Regions from separate parts of the Homo sapiens genome. Here region 1 is linked to region 2. A link is an interaction called in ENCODE POLR2A ChIA-PET data of the cell type or tissue named here. Cell type or tissue: Panc1. All regions are shown on one strand. Links, peaks and the distances in the headings refer to the core of each region. The heading gives the core; the rest is flanking DNA.

The links. ChIA-PET counts read pairs that join two places held together with the same protein. Peaks named below come from ENCODE experiments on the same cell type or tissue, not always from the same donor. Only the 100,000 strongest peaks of a DNase experiment are listed, where the experiment ranks them.
Region 1: POLR2A ChIA-PET joins it to region 2 with 7 read pairs; 3 of 35 experiments call an interaction of 5 or more read pairs at or near these places.

The regions. Positions count from the first base shown.
Region 1 is chr2:65,464,868-65,475,645 of GRCh38, forward strand. No RefSeq gene overlaps it. Among named protein-coding and RNA genes, the nearest start is that of SPRED2, 38 kb to the left of the region's middle. In Panc1, for the core only: no CTCF peak of the experiment used is centred there; no DNase peak of the experiment used is centred there.
Region 2 is chr2:65,366,493-65,377,270 of GRCh38, forward strand. All of the region lies in intron 1 of SPRED2 (sprouty related EVH1 domain containing 2), which reads right to left. Among named protein-coding and RNA genes, the nearest start is that of SPRED2, 61 kb to the right of the region's middle. In Panc1, for the core only: no CTCF peak of the experiment used is centred there; no DNase peak of the experiment used is centred there; H3K27ac peaks cover 1,626 bases.

The DNA.
Region 1 (10,778 bases), core at 4,936-7,435, 98 kb after region 2:
TGGGTATGTAGCAATATGTTCTGTAACTGCAATTTAGTGCCACAGGCCTCCTGAATCCTCCACCTCCTAAGCAGGAGCATTTTAATAGTCGAGGACAGAGAAGAGAGAACTAGAGCTAATTTATAACTTTAAAATCTTGTATTACCTTTCCTACTTGCCTCCAGTCTTTCAAATACATATATCCCAAATGCATCAATTTCTATGCGTCTTGAATCTGGAATCTACAGCCCACCACCCCCTACACAGACCGTTCTTCGTTTTGTGAATTAACTTTATCTGCTGTGCATTTCAGCTTAGTCTGGAAACCTCTGCTTAGGATTGCCAGCTTCGGCTTTTTTCAGAGGTCTAAAGAAGAGGTGGTTCTGGCAGGTGTAAGCTCTCTGATGTTTCAGCCTACAAATATGTGAACCGAAGTCATGTCGATTTGCATTTCTGGATTAGCAACAGATGGTAGTTATGAACTAACTGACTATCTGACAGAGAGGCCCCATTGGAAGCAGTATGGGAGCAGATCCAGGCTCTGCTGTGCAGTTATCAGTTGGTCTAACTCTTCTTTCAGAAAATATTCTCTCCGGAGGAGAGGCCTCAAATTGCAGATCCCCATCTAGGCATTGAAAAGGCAGCGTACAACCCTCCTTTTGTAGGCACCTCCCAAAATAACTTTCAGCAGGATATGGCTTGTTATATTAGTTCTGTAATTTTATTTTCCAAATGATGCTTGTCTTTGAAGCTTGGCTAGGGGAACTGTAGCTAAGATTAAATGGGGTCCAATGTTTTGTGACAATACTTCCTTAGATTTACATGACTTTTAAAAAATAGATTTTTTTTTTAATCTCTTAAAATCTGTGACAGAGAATATTGGGATTTTCCATCCTGCCATTTGTTTCCCATATTTGTTATAAGTAATGAGCACTTCTTATTTGTCAGGCCCTGCATTGGCGCTGGGGAAGACACAACAGTGCGCAGAAACCAACCAGCCTCTAATTGCAAAAAACTTCACAGCCCAGTGAGGAGGCTGACATTAATCCAAGGATCACACAATGCAACTACAAAATGTGCTAAGGAGGCAAGCGTCTGGTGCTAGGAGAGTGTGTAATTTGATATAGTCTGAGAGGTCAGGGTATGGATGTGTAAGCCAATGAGGAGAACAGCCTGTGCAAAAGCCCTGGACTGTGTCTGGTACCAGGACTTAGCCAGTTAGGGCGAGCAGAGCAAGGGAGGGGTGGGCGGTGGAGCTGAGACTGGAGAGGCAAGACGTGCCAGACCATGAGGCTTTTGCAACATTTAGCCCCTAGGCCCCACCCACAAAGATTCCGATTCAACTGGGAGAGAGGGGGAGAGATATGGGTAGTTTTTTTGTTTTGTTGTGTTTTGAGACAGAGTCTCACTCTATCTCCCAGGCTAGAGTGCAGTGGTGTGATCTCGGCTCACTGCCACCTCTCTGCAACCTCCACCTCCCGGGTTCAAGCGATTCTCCTGCCTCAGCCTCCCAAGTAGCTGGGATTACAGGCATGTGCCACCACGCCCAGTTAATTTTATATTTTTAGTAGAGATGGGGTTTCTCCATGTTGGTCAGGCTGGTCTTGAACTCCTGACCTCAGGTGATCTGCCTGCCTCAGCCTCCCAAAGTGCTGGGATTACAGGTGTGAGTCACTGTGCCAGGCCAGATATGGGTAGTTTTTTAAAGTTCCTGAGGTAAAGCATCCAGGGTTAAGAATCATTAGCCTGGACTTATTTGGTCCGTATTCTAAGAGCTGTGGGAAACCACTGAATTGTTTGTGGCAGGACAAACAATTCAGATGTACATCTTGTATCCTCAGGATGCCTGCACATATAGACACCGAAAATTACTAGGGTGGGCCCAGAAATCTGTATTACTCTGCTGCACGATAATATCAGAAGCACTGTCAACCTCAGCATTGTTTGATCAAACAGGAAGTACATAGATAAACCCCAAAAGTAGACCACTAAGATGATCCCATTTCAATTTTCTTCCTTCCTTCCTTCCTTCCTTCCTTCCTTCCTTCCTTCCTTCCTTCCTTCCTTCTTTCCTTCCTTCCTTTGAGACAGTCTTGCTCTGTCATCCAGGCTGGAGTGCAGTGGCACGATCTCGGCTCACTGCAAGTTCTGCCTCCCGGGTTCATGCCATTCTCCTGCCTCAGCCTCCTGAGTAGCTGGGACTCCAGGTGCCCGCCACCACGCCCGGCTAATTTTTTGTATTTTTAGGAGAGACAGGGTTTCACCATGTTAGCCAGGATGGTCTCGATCTCCTGACCTCGTGATCTGCCCACCTCGGCCTCCCAAAGTGCTGAGATTACAGGCGTAAGCCACCGCGCCCGGCCTCAATTCTCTTTTTTTAAGACAAGTTCTTGCTCTGTGGCCCATGCTATAGTGCAGTGGCGCAGTGAACTGTGGTTGTGCCATTGCTCTACAGCCTCGACTTCCTAGGCTCAAGTGATCCTTCCACCTCGGCCTTCTGAGTAGTTGGGACTACAGGTGCATGCCACCATGCCTGGATAATTTTTTAATTTTATTTATTTATTTTTTTGTAGAGATGGATTCCCACTATATTTCTCAGGGTGGTATTGAACTCCTGGGCTCAAGTGATCCTTTCGCCTTGGCTTCCCAAAATGTCAGGATTATAGGTGTGAGCCACTGTGCCCAGCCTTCAATTTTTTTTTTTTTTTGCTTTATCTTTCTACTATTACTTCCAATCTTCCCATTCTTGCTCAGACCCTCTACTTGGAGTGGTAAAGAAGGCCTGGTTGTGTGCTCCTTACTACACCCTGTGGCTTCAAAACTTGGAAGACTTGTTTTATACTGAGGCAGTTTCCAAAAAGCACTACTTTCAGCAACAGCATCACTTCATATTTACTGTGCACAATGGGCAGAGTAAATGAAAGAAATTACTTTAATACATGAGTGAGCCAGAATATGTATGTATAGGCCCATGAACAAGAAGATAGCATTAATACTTGAGAAAGTGTCTTTTAGGAAGGATGTATTCAGGATTTTCTCTCCTTACACTGCCAGATTCCCAGAGACCAGACCTAACACCTACCTCCACATCACTCATTTATTCAAATTCCTGAAACATCAATGATTCCAAAGTAAATTAACCAGGCATTTTGGTGGTCTCTGCAATATTGGACACTTTAGTTAGGATTCTTTGCATCTTCAGAGCACTAGTTACACAGACACTGTAAACTCTCTAGGGTGATAAGGAGGAACAAAGGGCACCGAATGCTTTCTTCTTTGTGTGGATACGGAAACTGAGTGGTTAAGTGACTTCCTTAGATGACTTTTTAGAAGGGGCATCGGAGTGGAGAAGGGAAGTCAGGGACTCTGGGCTTCAACACACGGCTCCGGCCATTTGGCCTGATAAGCATTCATCTTTAAAGACCTGAAGATGGTGAACTTTTTTGAATGACTTGTCAGACAGATGGAGTGATGGCTTCCAGCCATGGAACTCACTTATCGTGGATGTCTGTCAGGGTTAAAAGTTCTATTTGCAGGCCTCTCCCATCAGGTTGTTTTTTTGTGTGTGTTCTATCCCCCACTAGTATGGATCCTAACTGGCTTGGTTGGCTTGGATAATGGCATTCATCTTCTGCTCCCTGGGGCATCAGATCACAGAGGGGTAAAGGTGTGGGCACTATGCCAGAGCATAAGCTCAGGAATAGTGCTAGCTAAGAGCAATTTCTGTTGACTTATCTAGAAATCACGCCCTAGCATCCATTAGGATGCCAGTGTATTTTTCTAGGGCAGCAAATTGACCAAATAACCATACAAACCTGCTTCCTCCCTGTTTCCATTTTCTTGCAATGTTGTTTTTCCATCCACTAGGGATGAATGAAATATCCTCTCAAGTAGATCTCTAAATAAATAAAAATAGAATAGGAAATCCATGTAGTGCTTACTCTGTGCCAAGATCTCTTCAAAGTGCCTTACATACATTCTTAACTCATTTAATCCTTACAATTGCCCCTCTGAGATGGGTACCATTACTATCCCTGTTTTACAGACGGAGGCACAGAGAAGTTAAATTATTTGTTCAGGATCACACAACTAGTAAGCAATATAGCTGAAATTTGGATCTAGGCAGTTTGATTCCAGACTTGGTGTTCCCAGTTACTTCCCTAATTATCCTCTTTATAAAGGGTAAATTAAACTGAAATTTCATTGGGCTGATCAATGCGGAACTGTAAAAAAATAAATGAATAAATACACTGAGATTCCAATCTTAACTTCGCTATACATATATCTACAACAGGTTATCATACTGACCACAGCAAAAAATTCATTTGGATGTTTCTAGTGCAACTAGAAAGTGCACTGCTTGAGGGCAGGGGCCTCTAAGTCCTCCTTGTAGACCTAATACCTTACATATAGTAAAAGCTCACTAAGTATCCCTTGAATGTTATGCAAAAGCATTTGGAAAACTGTGAAATACTGTGAAATATTACTACACATGTTTACATATACCTATATCTCTAAGCCAAGCAGGACTACCTATAATTAGTATCTCTACCATTTCCTCCCCCCCCCCCCTCCCCGCTCTCTCTCTCTCTCATGCATGTTTTTTTGTTTGGGTTTGCTTGTTTGGTTGGGTTTTTTTTGAGATGAAGTCTTGCTCTGTTGCCCAGGCTGGGGTGCAATGGCTCGATCTCGGCTCAGTGCAACCTCTGCTTCCCGGGTTCAAGTGATTCTCCTGCGTCAGCCTCCCAAGCAGCTGTGAATACAGGTATGCACCACCACATCTGGCTAATTTTTTGTATTTTTAGTAGAGATGGGGTTTCACCATGTTGGCCAGGCTGATCTCAAACTCATGACCTCAAGTGATCCGCCTGCCTCGGCCTCCCAAAGTGCTGGGATTACAGGCATGAGCCACCATGCCCTGCCTTATAATGCATGCTTTGTACAGACATTCCTCAACCCACCAAGCTTTGCAATTATTCCTTAGTTGCCCCTTATGGCAGCTGTATGTAGCAGAATATACCCAGCAATAGTGGCGGGCAAGTCTCAATTTGCTGATGTACTCCCCTCTGCCCTTCCTTCCTCCCCTTTCTCAACAGCTTGGAATAGTCCATGCTTTGAAAAAAAAAAATTTAACTTAAAAATTATTTTCAGTGATTACAAAACAGTTAAATCACTTTAAAACAACCCCACTGTCATTACTGCATTAATTGGCAATGATTTGAAATATAAGGAATACAGAACTTTCAAGCATTTAAGAAAGGGACTCTCTTATCAACATGATTTCTCTTCAAACTTATGTTTCAAATGGAATTCCAGTCTTTATTTATTTATTTATTTTTTGAGACCAAGTCTCACTCTGTCACCCTGGCCAGAGTGCAGTGATGCAATCTCGGCTCATTGCAACTTCCGCCTCCCATGTTCAAGCAATCCTTGTGCCTCAGACTATTGAGTAGCTAGGATTACAGGTGTGTGTCACCATGACTGGCTAATTTTTGTATTTTTAGTAGAGATGGGGTTTTGCTATGTTGGCCAGCTGGTCTTGAGCTCCTGGCCTCAAGTGATCCACCCGCCTCAGCCTCCCATAGTGCTGGGATTATAGGTGTGAGCCACCGTGCTTGGCTGGAATTCCAGTATTTATAAAATTAATTTTATAACCAAAGCCAGGACTGGGCACAATGGCTCATGCCTATAATCTGAGCACTTTGGGAGGCCAAGGCAGGAGGATTGCCTGAGGTCAGGACCTCGAGACCAGCCTGGGCTACATAGTGAGACCCTGTCTCTAAAAAATAAAAAATAATAATAACTAAAAAAGAAAAAAAATACCCGAATCCAGTTTTTGTTGTTTATGCAGCCATTTGTAAGTGGATCAACCCACTTGAGAAGGAACCAGATTTTTGCTAGTACGTGGTGTATGTATGACCATGAGCCTCATGTTTGTATTGTCCAGGATGATCATTATAACCAGCCATCTCTTACATCAGTTAACAGTGCCCCCACTGAAAACTTGGCTCTTAGGGCTCTGGCCCCAGACCTTAGAAGGAACTGACCTCAACCCTGTGAAGCTGTGAGAGCCAGGAAGTTACCTGAGCAGGATGGTGGGTGGTTCCATGGCCTGAATGTCTTTGTCCCCCAACCCCAACATTTATATGTTGAAATCCTAATCCCCATGTTAATGGTTAGGAGGTGAGGCCTCTGGGAGATGATCAGGTCATGAGAGTGGAATCCTCATGAATGGGATTAGTGCCCTTATAAAGAGACCCCAGAGGGCTAGGCTTACCCCTTCTACCATGTGAGGATGCAGAGAGAACAGGAAATGGACCCTCACCAGAATCTTCTGGTACCTTGATCCTGGACTTCCTGGCCTCCAGAACTGTGAGAAATAAATTTCAGGTGTTTATAAGCCACCTGGTCCATGTTATTTTCCTATGGCTGTCCAAACAAACTAATACAAGTGGGCTCCAGGATTAAACTTCATCTGCTCTATGCTGCCTGCTTCATGCCCCCAGAGATAACAGTGGCACCATCCCGAGGCTATTGGAGAGCTGTGAGAAATGGAACACAGCCAGCAACAGGGGAGACAAGCACAGACAGGTAGGCCTGACACCTTTCAGACTTGGAAGTGTCAGCCAGCAGAGACCAACATCTTCTCAGCTAAAAGGTCAAACTTGCTCCAGAAAGCTTGAAGACTTCCCAGGTATGATCTTAAGACTTCATCTGGCTGGGCACGGTGGCTCATGCCAGTAATCTTAACACTTTGGGAGGCCGAGGCAGGAGGACTGCTTGAGGCCAGAAGTTCAAGACCAGCCTGGGCAACATAGCAAGACCCCATCTCTACAAAAAATTAAATTAGCCAGATGTGTGCGTGCCTATAGTTTTAGCTACTGGGGATGCTGAGGCAGGAGGATCACTTCAGCCCAGCAGGTGAAGGTTCCAGTGAACTAGGGTTGTACCACTGCACTCCAGCCTGGGTGATAGAGTGACACCCTGTCTAAAAAAAAAAAGACTTCATTCCAGCTGTGTCTGTCTCATCCATACCCTGCCTCTGATTTCCCCTTGCTCATTAACTACAGACAACCACATTAGTCTGTGCCTCTCTGATTTTTGCCTGCTTGTTTGTGACAGTTTTGGGTCAGCCCTGAGGCTTCCACTCAGAGATCTTTAGTCCTCTGCCCATGCCTTTTGCTCCAATGTATATACCATCACGATTTTACATTTACATAGGCTAATTTATGACAGCCAGTACTTATGTAGCATTTACTTTGTGTCAGGCACTTTTGTAAGCACAAAATTATGTTTACTTAGAACAGAGGAAAGTCATGTTTCCTTAGACCAGTACACCAATCCTGGACAGCTTGTTAATTACAGAAATCCCAGAGTTTCTGATTTAATAGGTCTGGAGTGGTGCTTAAGAATTTGTGTTTATAACAGTGTTGATGCTTCTGGTCCAGGCACCATACTTTGAGAACCTGTGTTACAGAATGTCAGATAACCTGTAGGTGGGCTTGTTAGAAAATGCTCTTGTATGACATTGGAAAGGCATGCAGTAATCTTTTTGCTTTACTTTCAACTTGGATGGTTTTCCTTAACAAAGGAAAAGCTGAACTGAACTATTCATTACAGTTCTCTTTCAAGGGTTGGATATTGATAGATCATAGCACTCTGGAACTGGAATATCAGGTGTTTCTTAGGGACTTCAGCAGTTGGACTTTAGAGTGGAGGGAGAGGCTAGGGAAATGCACCACCATAGGTGAGTACCTGCTGTGTGTCAGGCACTGTATTGGGCACTTGGCTGCCATAATTATCTCATGGAGTCAATCACCCAGTGGTGTTGGTATTATTCTCCCATTTTGCAGATGAGGAAACCATGACCGTGGCTTAGAGGGCAGAGGGTCTCCAGCAGAGCTTCCCAACTGGTATGTTGGAATGCGTAATGAATGTATGCTGAGCTATTGATCTCAGTGCTAGTGGTGCTGGGATGGGGCCCAAGGTGCCTGGAGCACCCTGCCCCTGTCAGTTTACCCCCAGGGTACTCTGGCCACAGGACAGACCCTCAGTGAGCTCAGGTCCAGGGGTAGACACTGCTCCTCCATCCTCTGACACTCACAGCTCTGTGAGTGAGGGGCAGGACTCAAGGAGTCCTCGGGAGCCTGCTCATGGTCACAGGCAGTGTTCCTGGAGGTGGAAGACACTCAGGATTAAGGCTGAGGGGCTACACTGGCAAAAACCTCCTGGGTACCTTTGGGGAAAGAAGACTCCCTTTCAGTTATGGAAACAAAAGTTCTCTGATGATGCTTATGCACCACACCTTAGGCTACAGCTAAGACAAGGCAAAACAGGACCCTCAGTCATTCCAGCTCCATAAAGCTGCCTCTCAGTGAGGACGAAAGGTTATCAGACTTTGTCCTTGGTGAACTGTGACAGAAGTGAAGATTTATGACCCATACTTTAATAGTTTCTTGATTGGATGATTAGAGCTCCCTATATCTTTATCTGCTAGCTAAGTAGTTTGGTGTCTGCACAAGGCCCAAATGCTGTAGTCAGACTCCTGGAGAGTCAATGGCCATATATGTTGGGGGAAAGCTTAAGTAACTCAATTGACTTTCAGTTGTTGAAAGCATTGATTTTTTTTAATTGCACTTATGGCTTAAGACCCAAAATAGCTTTGGACGATAGAGCAGAGGTTGCACTATTAGTTCTGTAGTCAATTCTTGACATATTCTGCCCTCTAAAAGGGCCAGTTACTACATCGGTTACTATATTAGGAGCTTCCAGTTCAGGCCTAAGATTTTCATTGATATGACTTAAGGACAATTGATGCTTAGATTCTTCCATTGAGAAGGTAACTTCAGGAGATTCTCATGTCTCCACCAAGGTTTCAGGAGATACTCTGCACAAATAAGACATGACTGGGGAGGTTTGCAGCCTCTTCTGTTTTGAATGTGATCTGTGATCTGCTGGCCTTTTCTGTTTCCCTAGGGACTTTTGCTCTCAGAAACTTTCTACCAGCTTGTGCTGTGGGGAAAGGAAGGCATTTTCCAGGGAGACCAGTCATTCTTCATGTTTGTATAGTGCTTTCCAGTCTTTAGTGTTACAGAGAACATTAAAATATTTTAGGCTAATCCTGCTTTTAAAAATGAAGAATTGAGGTCTAAGGAGGCTAAGTGATTATCTGAAATGTCACAACAAGAGGCAGGGCCCATGATTATAAATCCAGGGTTCTTGCCAGGATGCAAGACTAATCTATTTATGGGTAGGGGATACAGGCTCCACTAGGTCCATTGAGAGACGCTCTTATTAAGTTTATACAGGTATGTTACTTCTCTGCTATCTTCATGTGTAGGATTGGGGTGGGGAGACAAGGTCACACTCAAATGAGAGTGTGGGAGAACAACCACAGCTCCCCTGCCTCTCCTGTGGCAGGTCCGAGAAGGCTATGGAGAGGTGCTCCTTTTCCCATCATCTCCCCAATTTGGAAAGGAGTTCAGGAAACCAAAGCTAATGGAATCAATGTTAAATAGATTCGCTCTTTCATTGGCTTAAGTGGTCCAGCTGAAGAAATGTTTGGGAACAAGATACCAGAGAGGCAAGGTACTTACACAATTAAAATATAAAGAATTTAAAGACTGTGACTGAGTGGTCTTTTTGAGGTGACTCTTAAATGAAGGGCAGCCATATGTACTGACAAGGTAAAACCAGAGCTAGACAGTAATTGAAGTGGTAAAAACAGGTTTCTGTTTATGACTATCTCACTAGGGGAAAAGAGATCACAGTGTAGACCTGGATTCACTTCTGAATACAGTGTGGGCAAGTGGGAATTTATAGCCAGGAGCAGGGTGGGGGTTGGCGGGTGGGATAAGGGAGACTCTAGCTTAACAGGATTTTTGCTGAAGACAGGGCAGGGTGATCACACATCACCTGGGGATGGTGGAGGATGAGGAACCCAATCAGATATGGAGAGGGATCAGATATGGAGGGTGGGGGATTCTGGCTAAACCAATTTAGCCGGGTTCTTGCTAAACTTGTCTTTACAAGGAAGTGTACAGATAAATGTAGGAGAAGATTCAGGAGCCTGACTAAAGTTTGGTCAAACAAAGCATCTTTGTCAGATCAAATCTGGGAAAGCAAGAATTTAAAGGCTGGCCGGCGTTCGTTTTGACCCAAACACATAGGCCATAGTACTAGCACTGATTACATAGATCAACCCTGGAGAAGAAAGGAGAGCATTTAATAGCTTCCCGTGAATGAGTTCTGTAAGGGTTTACAGAACATGTACTGTGTGTTCCAGGTGTGGATGTACAGACATGAATGAGGCCTCATGGCCCAGTCTCTATGAGTTCTCAGTGCAACAAAGAGATGAGAACATGTGAGCTGGAGGGGAGGTGGTAGCAGGGTGAGAGCTGGTACTGTGAGCTCAGTGGGGGTTGAGAGTGAGTAGGGCTGTCCCCTGGGGCAGGGCAACAGTGATCTCATTACATCTGCAGCCCACAGGGCTCAGTTCTGCTGTGGTCTCAGAGGGATCACCCTATAGCATCTCTTGGATTCACTCTTCCCTGTAAATGGATGTCAGGTTCATAAAGGCACTCAGTTGGGTTACATGAGTCAGTAGGCTTTACCCCATACCCCCTCCCATGCTCAGAATCTAAGACATTGTTTTAGATATCACATTTTCAGCCAAATGTCAATATGCCTGGTCTGACATCTGAAGATAATTTGAAATCAATGGCAATAATTTTCCCATCCTTGGAAGTATGGTTTTAGCCATTGTTACCTAAAAGGTCTTGCTTAAATCAACCTCCATC
Region 2 (10,778 bases), core at 5,535-8,034:
TTTTCTCCTTTAAAAAAATGCTAAAAGCAGGCACCAGAAAGGTTAAGAATAAGAGAACAATGAAAAAATAAAGTTCATGTAAACAGTAAGCACGTACCTGCCAGGCGATGCCATTTCCTCTACATTGTGGAGCCCGAGTGCTGGGTATTAGCATTATTGCTACTATAAAGCTTCCGATAAAAATGGATCGTCTCTTGCTGACCTGAGAACCAGCTGGCTGCCTGAGAAGTGGTTTCCCCCATATATGATTCAGTCTCCTTGACAAATATACTGCATTGTACCGGATGAGTCATCCGAGGGTTAGTCCGCATTTTATAGGCCTGTTGTGTCATTACTCACATTCAACATCCTGCTTCTCAAAAGTGGAAACTGGAAGCCTGACAGCTGACAGATGCGTTTTCCAATTAAAATATTGTTTTAAAAATTCCTGTAAGTTATGATTACCAATCATTGATGAAAGGATGAAATGCCCAGGAAGCAAATGGCACAGTTCAATACCTGAGATTACATTCTGGAGAACCACAAGTGCAAATTCTTCACCTGCCCCCAGCCCCAAACCAAAGAATTTCGTCCAAAGTTGAGAGCAAGGATCCCTCTCTTTAAAGTTATCAGCTGAATTCGTGTAGGCATGGACTTGTTGATTCTTGTGCTGTGAGGTTACCCAGCTGCAGAAGCTATGTAAAAAGTATACATCAAAATTTTGGTCCTGGATTAATTTTATAGGTGGGATAGTGGCATTGTGTTTATAAAATGTCTACTTTTTTAGAGAGGCATGTTGAAGTATGTTAGGGGTAAAATGATATGATATCTGGGGTTTGTTGTGAATATTTTAGCAAAAAATAAATAAGGGACGGGGTAAAGAAATGTGGCAAAATCTTGATAAATGGTTGCATCTGTGTAGTGCGTATATGCAGGCTGACTGTATTTCTCTTTTTTGAAGTATCTTTGAAAATTTTCATAATAAAATGTTTTTAAAAATTAAAAAAAATTTTTTTTTCAGTCCCTGCAATCTAATTTATACCTAAACAAGGCACTTTTCTAGTTAGGTATAGAGCTACCACACATGTGAGTGTGGGAGCTGAACTTGAAGTTGTTTCTGCCTTCCAGCTGGGAGGTATGATACATGTATCCTGCGGCTGTTGTGAGTGTTGCATCAACCTCCTGAACAAACGCCTAGTGCCTTCTCCTCCCAGGGCGATCTGGTGATTGTTTCCTTATGCATTCTCTGAGGACACAAGCCCTGGCTTCATGGCTCAGTGTTAACGTTATGAAGGAGAGGTGACTATACCCAGCTTCCTTACAAGGTTTTGGAAATGCTCCATGAGAGGTTATGTAAGTCACATCCATAGTCTCTTAAACCAGCAGGCCCTTTGGTAATGTGGCACAGGGTTTGCTTGACTCACTTAATGTTCAAATTGGGTGTCTTAAACCATCTGGAGGAGGAAGAGCTTTGATTTAGTGGCTGACAAAAAAAAAATCCAGATATGGAAGCTCCAATGTATGTGAAATAAAACCACTGTTGAAACTGGCTGTCACTTTAAAAACTATCCATATTGATGCGCTGTGAAAACATGACAAGTCACCACAGGAAACAAAATAGAGGGGTCACTAAAGCCCAGAGCTCCTGCATGGCCCCCTTAGTCCTGAAACTTAAAAATGGAAGCATGTTTCAGGCTGAGGTTCACACCTCAGCAAACAGCTGACTCTAATTCTTAAAGGACCCTGTCTAATAGGACTTCAAACTGGCTCCAAATGGTTGGGACAGTCCCATCCAACATCAAATTACAACCTCACTAATCCAGACTGATTAGGATTGTGCATGGGCCTCAACTGAAGACTTCCTTGGCTTTGACAATTCTTTCCTCCTCACGAGGACTGCAGGCTGCAGCCTTATCAAAATGTTTCCTTGAAATTTTATAACTTTTCACACACTTGAAAAGCATAATTTACCTTAATGCAGCAGGTAGAAATGGGGGAAATTAATAAACTTGTAGTCTAATTTGAGTTTCTATAGTATTTTGGAGAAATAAGTTCACAGTTCATTGAAGAATTTTATAATTCAGATTTCAGTAATGAAAAATACAAAAATAATAGCAATAATAATGTGTGCACACATGCACAAACAATGAGAATAAGGCAAAGATAGTAAAATGGTAACAAATGGGGAAATGAGAATAGGGGAGTCCTTCATACTGTTCTTGCAACATTTCTGTAATTATGAACTGTTTCAAAATAAACTTAAACATTCACAAACACACAGGAATGAATATATATAACCCCTATTCCTAAAAAAATTAAAAAAGAGATTATTGGGTGCAGTGGCTCATGCCCGTAATCCCAACACTTTGGGAGGCTGAGGTGGGAGGACTGCTTGAGGCTGGAGACCAGCCTGGGCAACAAAGTGAGACCCTGTCTCTACAAAAAATACAAAAAGTAGCTGGGCATGGTGGTGCATGCCTGTGGTCCCAGCTACACAGAAAGCTGAGGCAGGAGGATAGCCTGAACCTGGGAGGCTGAAGCTGCAGTAAGCTATGTTTGCACCACCGCACTCCAGCCTGGGTGATGGAGCAAAAGACCATGTCTCAAAAAAAAATGATTTTTTAAGTATTTAATAATCACCACAGTTACTGTTGCTGACATGCCCACCCATTTGAAAAATATTGGACCATAAAGAAATTTACCAAAGTGTTAACACTGGGAAATGCCTCTGGGTTTGGGTTTCTCAAAGGATATTCCTTATAAACATTTTTATAAGGGGAGACACATACATACACATACACACACACACACATACACACACACATGCACACATTTTGGGAAAACATCATACTATATCCCTGAGAATATTGTTCAAGTTTTTCTAGGCTTGCATTTTCCAAATTTATTTGACCACAGAATCCCCACCCCCAACCCCCACTACCATCCCAATAAGCCTGAAGAAAGAACTTTGGTGGTGATAGCATATGCGATACTTTTCCCCTGATCTTTTACTTTTACTCTAAGTTTTCTTCAGAACACATTTTACTCATTATAACAACAAAGGCATCAAAACATGGTTCCTACCATCTTTAACAGACATTTCTGTTTGGTCGACTTGCATGCTAATGATACCACTATTTAGAAAACAACTTAATTATGCAATTTCTAGTCTCCCCTGACCACAGAGCAGCTTCAGGTCTAATTCTGGCTTAGAGGTAGGGAAACAGCAGAAGCTGCTCTGTGCCACCAGCAGCTGAGGAGCCTGCACCTGTGTGCAATGGCTTGGCAGCTCATGCCAGTGCTGGGCCTGGGTGAGGCCATTCCAAGGAGTAGTATAGCTTGCTGAAGGCCTGGCTCCACCTCACTATTTTCAGAGCACAGGGTCTTAGAACCTGGAAAGCAGCCTGGACATATATGTCTTCTGCCTCTGAGCTCTCCAGGACTTCATGTATTCATTTCCTAGCACTGATCCTCGGCAGGTAAGAAGCAAAACTAGCTGTAACTATACAGCAAAACTTTAGCTATATATGTATATAACTTAAGTCCAAATACTGGCTTATGTCAGGATCTAAAAGAAAATGCGGATATCAATGATGCAGGTACTGTAGGCTGACTGTATTGTGTAGTGGTATAAAGCATGAGTTTGGAGTGAAATTTACTTGTTCCAAATTCAACCTTGCCTACACTTAATGTTATTTAACTTCTCTAAGCCTCTGCTTCCTTACCTGTAAGATGGGTACAATACTATTAATAATCTTACAGAATTGTTTTGAATGGTATAAATGCGACCATTCGCAACAAGTACTTAGCATAGAGCCTGGCCACATACAGAACACTCATCAATTTATGTGAACAACGACAATGATTATTAGTAAATTTTATGAATTTAGACTCTCTCAGAGGTGGGCAAATTATGGCCAGCCACACATTCGAGTGTTTATATGCTGTCTATGGCTGCTTGAGAGCTACAAAGGCAGGACTGAGCAGCTGTGACAGAAACCATACGGTCCCCAAAGCTGAAAATATTTACCATCTAACTTTCATAGAGAAAATTCGTTGACCCCCAGTGATCAACATTTGGGTGAATAAAGAACCAGATCTTTTTCCTACAGAAATGTTGGTTGTTGGTCCCTTATTCTCCTCAATGTCCCAATTTAGAATCAGATACAAGAGTGTTATTTATAGTGATTTGGTCCACAGGATCTGTAGTTCACACTTTCCTTATAATGCAAAACACATACACAGCTTTCTGTCTTGCGGTAGGAGGGGAAATCTACAGTGCCTGAGGTTGCCTGTTGGTCTTTCCATCTCCCCTCTTTCCTGACCAGCCCATTCAGAAAGGACCTCCCCTATTTCAGAGTCCAGTGATTCCAGCTGAAGTGTATGAGTCCACAGCCATCCTCCCCTCCCCCGAAGTCACATTTGTGCATTATGTAGAAACCACACATGTCCCCAGAGGTTGAAGCAAGAGGTGAAAGATGATCTGGAAGAGGCATGCAGGAAACTAAGCAAACAGAAATGAAGGATGCTTTCAAGGGGGCTGAATAGCCACACACAGGATTAACAAGGCAGTGAGGGCCTTCAGAAATGAGGGCTACAGCCACCCTGTCGCTGCCCGTAAGAGCTCAGTAAGGAAAATGAGGGCCAACCCAGAAAAATGAAGAACGTGCCTCAAAATCAGGTCCCAAGACATATCCCCGCATCCAATCATACTGAATATTTTTTTTGGCAGGAAAACTTGTTTATTTGGGGGAAATGAATCCACAGCATTAATGGATAATGCAGTTGAAGGAACTCCTGGGACTGGTCTCTGGGAGGGGAAATTTGCACAAAAGAAACCATTCTAACTGCCTTCAGTTATGTTCTCTTGAAAAAAGAAGCCTCAGCCAGCTGTTTGAACAGATTAAACTGGGGTGTACTTAGATATACACAGTGTCTTTCTGGTGGTCACTTGCTGCCTTACTGGAAAATATCAACATCTTTGAGAAGTCAATCCAATAGAGAAATGTCTATGTTAAATACTGATGAGAATGATGAAGGCTGGTCAAGGAGGCGGCGGAGGCAGATGATTTCTATTGTTACCTAGTAGAGCCGGGCCTTCAGTACACACAGTGACAAATCTTACTTGAAGCTAAGTCAGTTTTCAGCTATGTTTCTTAAAGTGTAACGGGCTGGCAGAGGGGGTAAAATAAAGCTCTCTCCAAAGCTCAGGGTTAATTTGGGGATGTTCAGCTTGGCCAGAGCCAGAAGACCTGGCTCTCGCAGATGAAATGCATATGGGCTATTATGCCAAGTAGATTGAAAAAAAAAAGTAAGAGGCTCAACCGGGCGCGGTGGCTCACGCCTCTAATCCCAGCACTTTGGGAGGCCGGGGCAGGCAGATCATTTGAGTTCAGGAGTTTGAAATGAGCTTGGCTAACATGGTGAAAGCCCGTCTCTACTAAAAATACAAAAATTATCCGGGTGTGGTGGATGCCTGTAATCCCAGCTACTTGGGAGGCTGAGGCAGGAGAATCGTTTGAGCCCGGGAAGCAGAGGTTGCAGTGAACAGAGATCGCACCACTGCACTCCTGCCTGGAAGACAGAGCGAGACTGTCTCAAAAAAGAAAGAAAGAAAAAAAAAAGGCTCTATAATGTAAGGATCTTTCAGAGCTAGGACTGTGGTTTCAGCCCAGGTTTCTTTAGGGAAAGGCAAAGGGAACTCACATTCTCCCAAAGCCCACTCTGTGTGGGGTGCTCCATAGGGTTCTATTATCACACCCGTAAATTCTGTTCCTGGACTGTGTGGAGGGAAAATCAGGGCTGGATTAGTCGGCAGGCTTTGTCTAGATAGTCTGAGTTTCTCCTGCACAGTATGTTAAACAAATGCAGCAGGCCTGATGAGAGAGGAAGAATCCAAAATACATTAGAAATATGGGAAAGTCACTCTGGGAAAGTATGGGAAGAGCCGGGGGCTTGATTAGCAATGAAAAGGGAATGGTTGCGGCATTCAGGGTGCTGATTATGTGGCTGATGGGAGGCCAGGTGTCTATGAGAGGAGACCAGTTTCCCCTTAAAGCCTGGCAAAAGAGTGTTGAGGACCAACCAGGACAAGGCCTGGCTTCAGACCTGGTTGCAAACAGACCAAGTCTAGATCTAGAAGTGGAATTTGAAGTTCAAGGGATTGGGTTAACTCAAGTCCTGGAAATGAGATAAAGGGAGTTAAGGAGTGACCATTTAATGTATTTAGCAACTGACAGGCTGAACAATGAGGTCTGAGCTTGAAATCAGCTTAAAGTTGAATGACCTATTCCTTAAGGAGCACTTGCACCAAGAGGATCATTAACCGGACTAAGCATGCTAGACCCAAATCTGCCACTCAGGCCAACTCAACCCATTCTGCTGTTTCCCTACCTCTAAGCCAGAATTAGACCTGAAGCTGCTCTGTAAAATTCTAAGAATAGTCTTAAGCAGAGAAATCTATTACTCACCTTGATGCTGGCCACAAAAAACTTATCCAAGACAGCTTCCTAGCTAAGTAAACCTTTCACATGGAAGCTATCTGTTTGTCAGATGCCTATACAGCTGTGGACATGGAAATGTCTTCTAAGAACTTTCAACAATACTTTTTAATCATTCTCCTAGGTAAACAGCCCATAATTAATGGAGTTAGAAATCTTGCAAATTTATTCTATTGAGAGGCAGTAGCTTTGGCCTAGCTTTGCCACTAGTTATACAACCTGAGGTAGAGTCACTTAACTTCTTTGTGCTTCAAATTCCTTGTCTAGAAAATGCAGGGTTTAAACTAGTTTAGTACCTGAAGCTCCAACACAGCGAAATGAGAAAACTGCCTAACAATAAAAGTACCCCATAAAGAAGAGGGGAGTGGAAAGAAAGCTGGGCACTGTTGGTGGATCAAGACCAATGGATTGGGAGGAAAGCTATGTCCCTGATGCTGGATCTAAGAGACCACACCAAACTCACACACCAGTCCAAAAGGATGTGGATCTTACCCCAAAGCTAGAACTCACTTTTCCTTACAAACAAACATTAGTCAACAGCAGCAGCTAATGTCAATATTAGCTATGGTTATGTAATATGCAAACACTGAGTTTTAGAATTACACTGGACTTTTATCCCAAACAAAGACCCAAGATGGGGAGACAGAGTCTATAGCACAATCTCTTCTGTCTTCATGGCAATTGGTGCCACAATTACAGCATTTTGCTATGACTTGCATGTCATCTTTGCCACTGGACTTGAGATTCTCTAGGTCTTTTCTTTTTCATTTTTCCTTTTGTAGCTCTGCATTTGGCACATGGTAAACCCACGGTAGACTGGGTTTCTTCATTCATTCAACAAACACAGATTATCTTTTATTGGCTTCTACAGGGGGTAGAGATAAGGATTACATGAGGGGAGGAAATGACAACAGCAAACTTCTGTGATGTGTATTTTTTTCTTCATTACAAAAAGTGATAAATTCACTACAGAAAATTTAGCAAATGCAAAGAAAAACATTCACCTGAAATACATCTAGGCAGACGAATGTAAGAGTCTTACAGGCATCCACAGTATGTGAGGCACGTTTGCTAACTTAACGTACTTTTCGCCACTGAGATCCATTTAAAAAATTACTGGAAAATAACATTCCCGTTTTTCTATTTATTCATTCCTGATAAAAACAAAAGAGATTGTGCACAGGGCTTAGCAAGATTTTATTTTCTTCTGCTTTCGTTCAGCTTCCCAGAGGGGCAAATAAATAATTTATGGGGTTCACACCTTATGAACCTTAGACATTAACTACAGAACTAGAAGAGCTGCCTGGAATTCTAAACTGGACTTCAGAAATACCTAGGTCCAGACCAAGCACACTTGATGGAAGAGAAAATTACAGCTGTTGATCAAGTTCCTTGTACAAATTTAACTGCAGGAGCCAGAACTGGGCCTGATTCTAAATTCATTGTTCTAAATTCTAAATTCATTGTTCATTACTAAGATTCTAAATTCAGATTCTAAACTCATTGTTCCTTACTAAGAATTAGCTACCTAACTAAAACAAATCCCAAAATTCTGTCACAGTTAACTTTCTGGTTTCTCATGATTCCAGAATAAGAAAAGTAGATGATCACATCTAGGATATTTACCTGGATGAGAATTCTCAGGTGGCAGGTTAAATAAATCACCAGCAGGGCAGCCAAAGTTACTAAATACTTGAAAATTCTTCCTGGCTCTGCCACAAACATTTCAGCTCTAACAGAAATTTTAAAAATAGGCCAGTGAAGGTGAGTCAGGGCTCACTGGTTAATAGATGGGAAACTATCAGATAAAGCTTACAGACGACTGACTTGGGGCCCAACTTCCTGCCCATGGCTTACCTGCATTCTGCATAGGGGAGGCATGTGTGGAGAGCACCCAACTTGTTTCGAGTATCTCCTCCTCTCAGGTATCCCCAAGAGTGAGCCTAATACAGCTTGCTGGGAGAGGGGAGAGAAGCGGGTATCCAAAGCACCTCACCAAGAAAAGAAGCTTGCTGTGTGTGGCAGATGAGTGTTTTACAGGGGTGTCTCATAGGTGCACAGTTACCCTTTCCAATTGAACAACGCACACTCAGCAAGAGCCTGAGAACATTTAGAGAGTAGAGGCCCTTCCTCTGAAGAACACATACCCTGGAGTTGGCTGAGACTTGGGGGCCCCTGCCCACGTGCCTTGCCACCCCTGATGTGCCTCAAGCATTTAAAGTTGCAGCACATACTCATGTGTCAACATGGCTCTTAAATGCCAGTCAATGACTTCAACTGGCACTCCATCACAGGAACATTAACTCTTCCCAGCACTGGAGGAAGAGGCGAAGGCTTGTATGCCGGTCTCAGGTAGCTGTGACCACATGTGATTTCCACTGTGTGTATAGCCCTATTCAAAAGGGACAGAGATCTGTAGGGGAGATGACAAGTCCCTGATCAAATCTCAACTGACCAGCACTCATCCTCATAATAGTACTCACGTAGTCCTCATTCAAGGAAGAAAAGGGCCAAAGGAGGAGGGCTTACCCACTCTCTTCATTTAGCTGGCATTAAAAGGACAGCTCTCAAGTTTCATTAAAGTAAGTGTCAGCTGGCTAAGACGAAACAGTAGGGGGAATGGACAGTCAATGTGGGCTCTACCTATTTTGTAGGTAGAAACCTAATAGTAATGCACAAACCAGAATAAAATAGAAAAGGTACATTTGTGGCAGAGCCGAGAATAGATCCCAAGTGTCCTTGAATTTCATTTTTCAGAACACTTTTAAACTTTTAAACAAGGTTCATTCTCACGGTTCTTTGTTTCAAGTCTCCCCAAAGATCTTCTCTGCCTCTTTCTCCACTCAAGATGGAGAAAGGAGTTCCACGGATTTCATTTGTTTGTTTCCCATGAGCCCCCGATGCTAAGAATGTGTGGAGTGTGAAGAGCAAGTCTTAACATTTGAACATTCCAAAGCTACCAGGGTGGGACCAGTTCAGCTCAGAGAGATTTTGCTACCACTCAGGACAAGCTGGAAATAAACACAAACATACAGACAATATGGTGCACAGAATGCCAACAGGTAAGCAAGAGAGACTGGGGTGGGAGAGGAGGCCATGCTCTTGTGCTCCCTATCCTCCCACCACACCTCCTCCGAAGAAAGAAGACAGCAGCCCACTATGTTGTGGGACATAGGCACCTGCCTTCCCTGTTCCCTACAGTTAAACTTTAGAGGCTGTCAGCTCAGTTTATATTTCAGGGTGAAGAAGGGGAAACGCCCATGGGCTCCAGGAGCCAACCATGTATTTATTATCTGTTGCTGAGGAAAGCATCATGGGAAGAACAGGGCACGGCATTCCATGGGTCCGTTTCAGAGCAGATTCTGGACTGTTTAAATGTGGATAAGCAGTGGCCAGAAGCTTACAAAACAGATTAACTGGGGCATAATGAAGCCATTAATTTATCTGTACAATGTAAAGATAGATGCATTTTTCTTTTTAATTTTATTAATTGTTCTGTATAGGTATCATATTGATTTGATTCATAAATCAAAATACAAAGGCGTACTCCCACCATCCCATCTGCCCCATTCCTTCTCCTACCCAACATGCCAGTGGTACCCATTTCTTAAAGGTTGCTTTGTGTATCCTTCTAGGGTTTATGCAAATATTAATATGTATTCTCTCCCAAACTCATCTCACAAAAAAGGTAGCAAGCACGTTATTCACATGTTCTAGACCTTGCTGTTTATCTCTTCACAGTCTTTCCATATTTTTTTTTTGAGATGGAGTCTCACTCTGTTGCCCAGTCTGGAGTGCAGTGGCGCAATCTCGGCTCACTGCAAGCTCTGCCTCCCGGGTTTACGCCATTCTCCTGCCTCAGCCTCCTGAGTAGCTGGGACTACAGACGCCCGCCACCATGCCCGGCTAATTTTTTGTATTTTTAGTAGAGACGGGGTTTCACCGTGTTAGCCAGGATGGTCTCGATCTCCTGACCTCATGATCCGCCTGCCTCGGCCTCCCAAAGTGCTGAGATTACAGGCGTGAGCCACCATGCCTGGCCACAATCTTTCCATATTGAAACACAACTAATTCATTTCCTTTTATATCTGCACAATATTCCACTATAGGGATGTACCATGATTTATTTAACTAGTTTCTTATTAATGAACATTTAGTGTTTTCCAAACTTTTTGCTGTTAAAAATAATCCTGTGATAAATAACCTTATACATTAGAGTTGCCTTTACATATTAAGATGCTTGTTTACTGCTCTGTAACCATCTAACCATGATACAAAGACAGAAGAAAATCTTGCAAC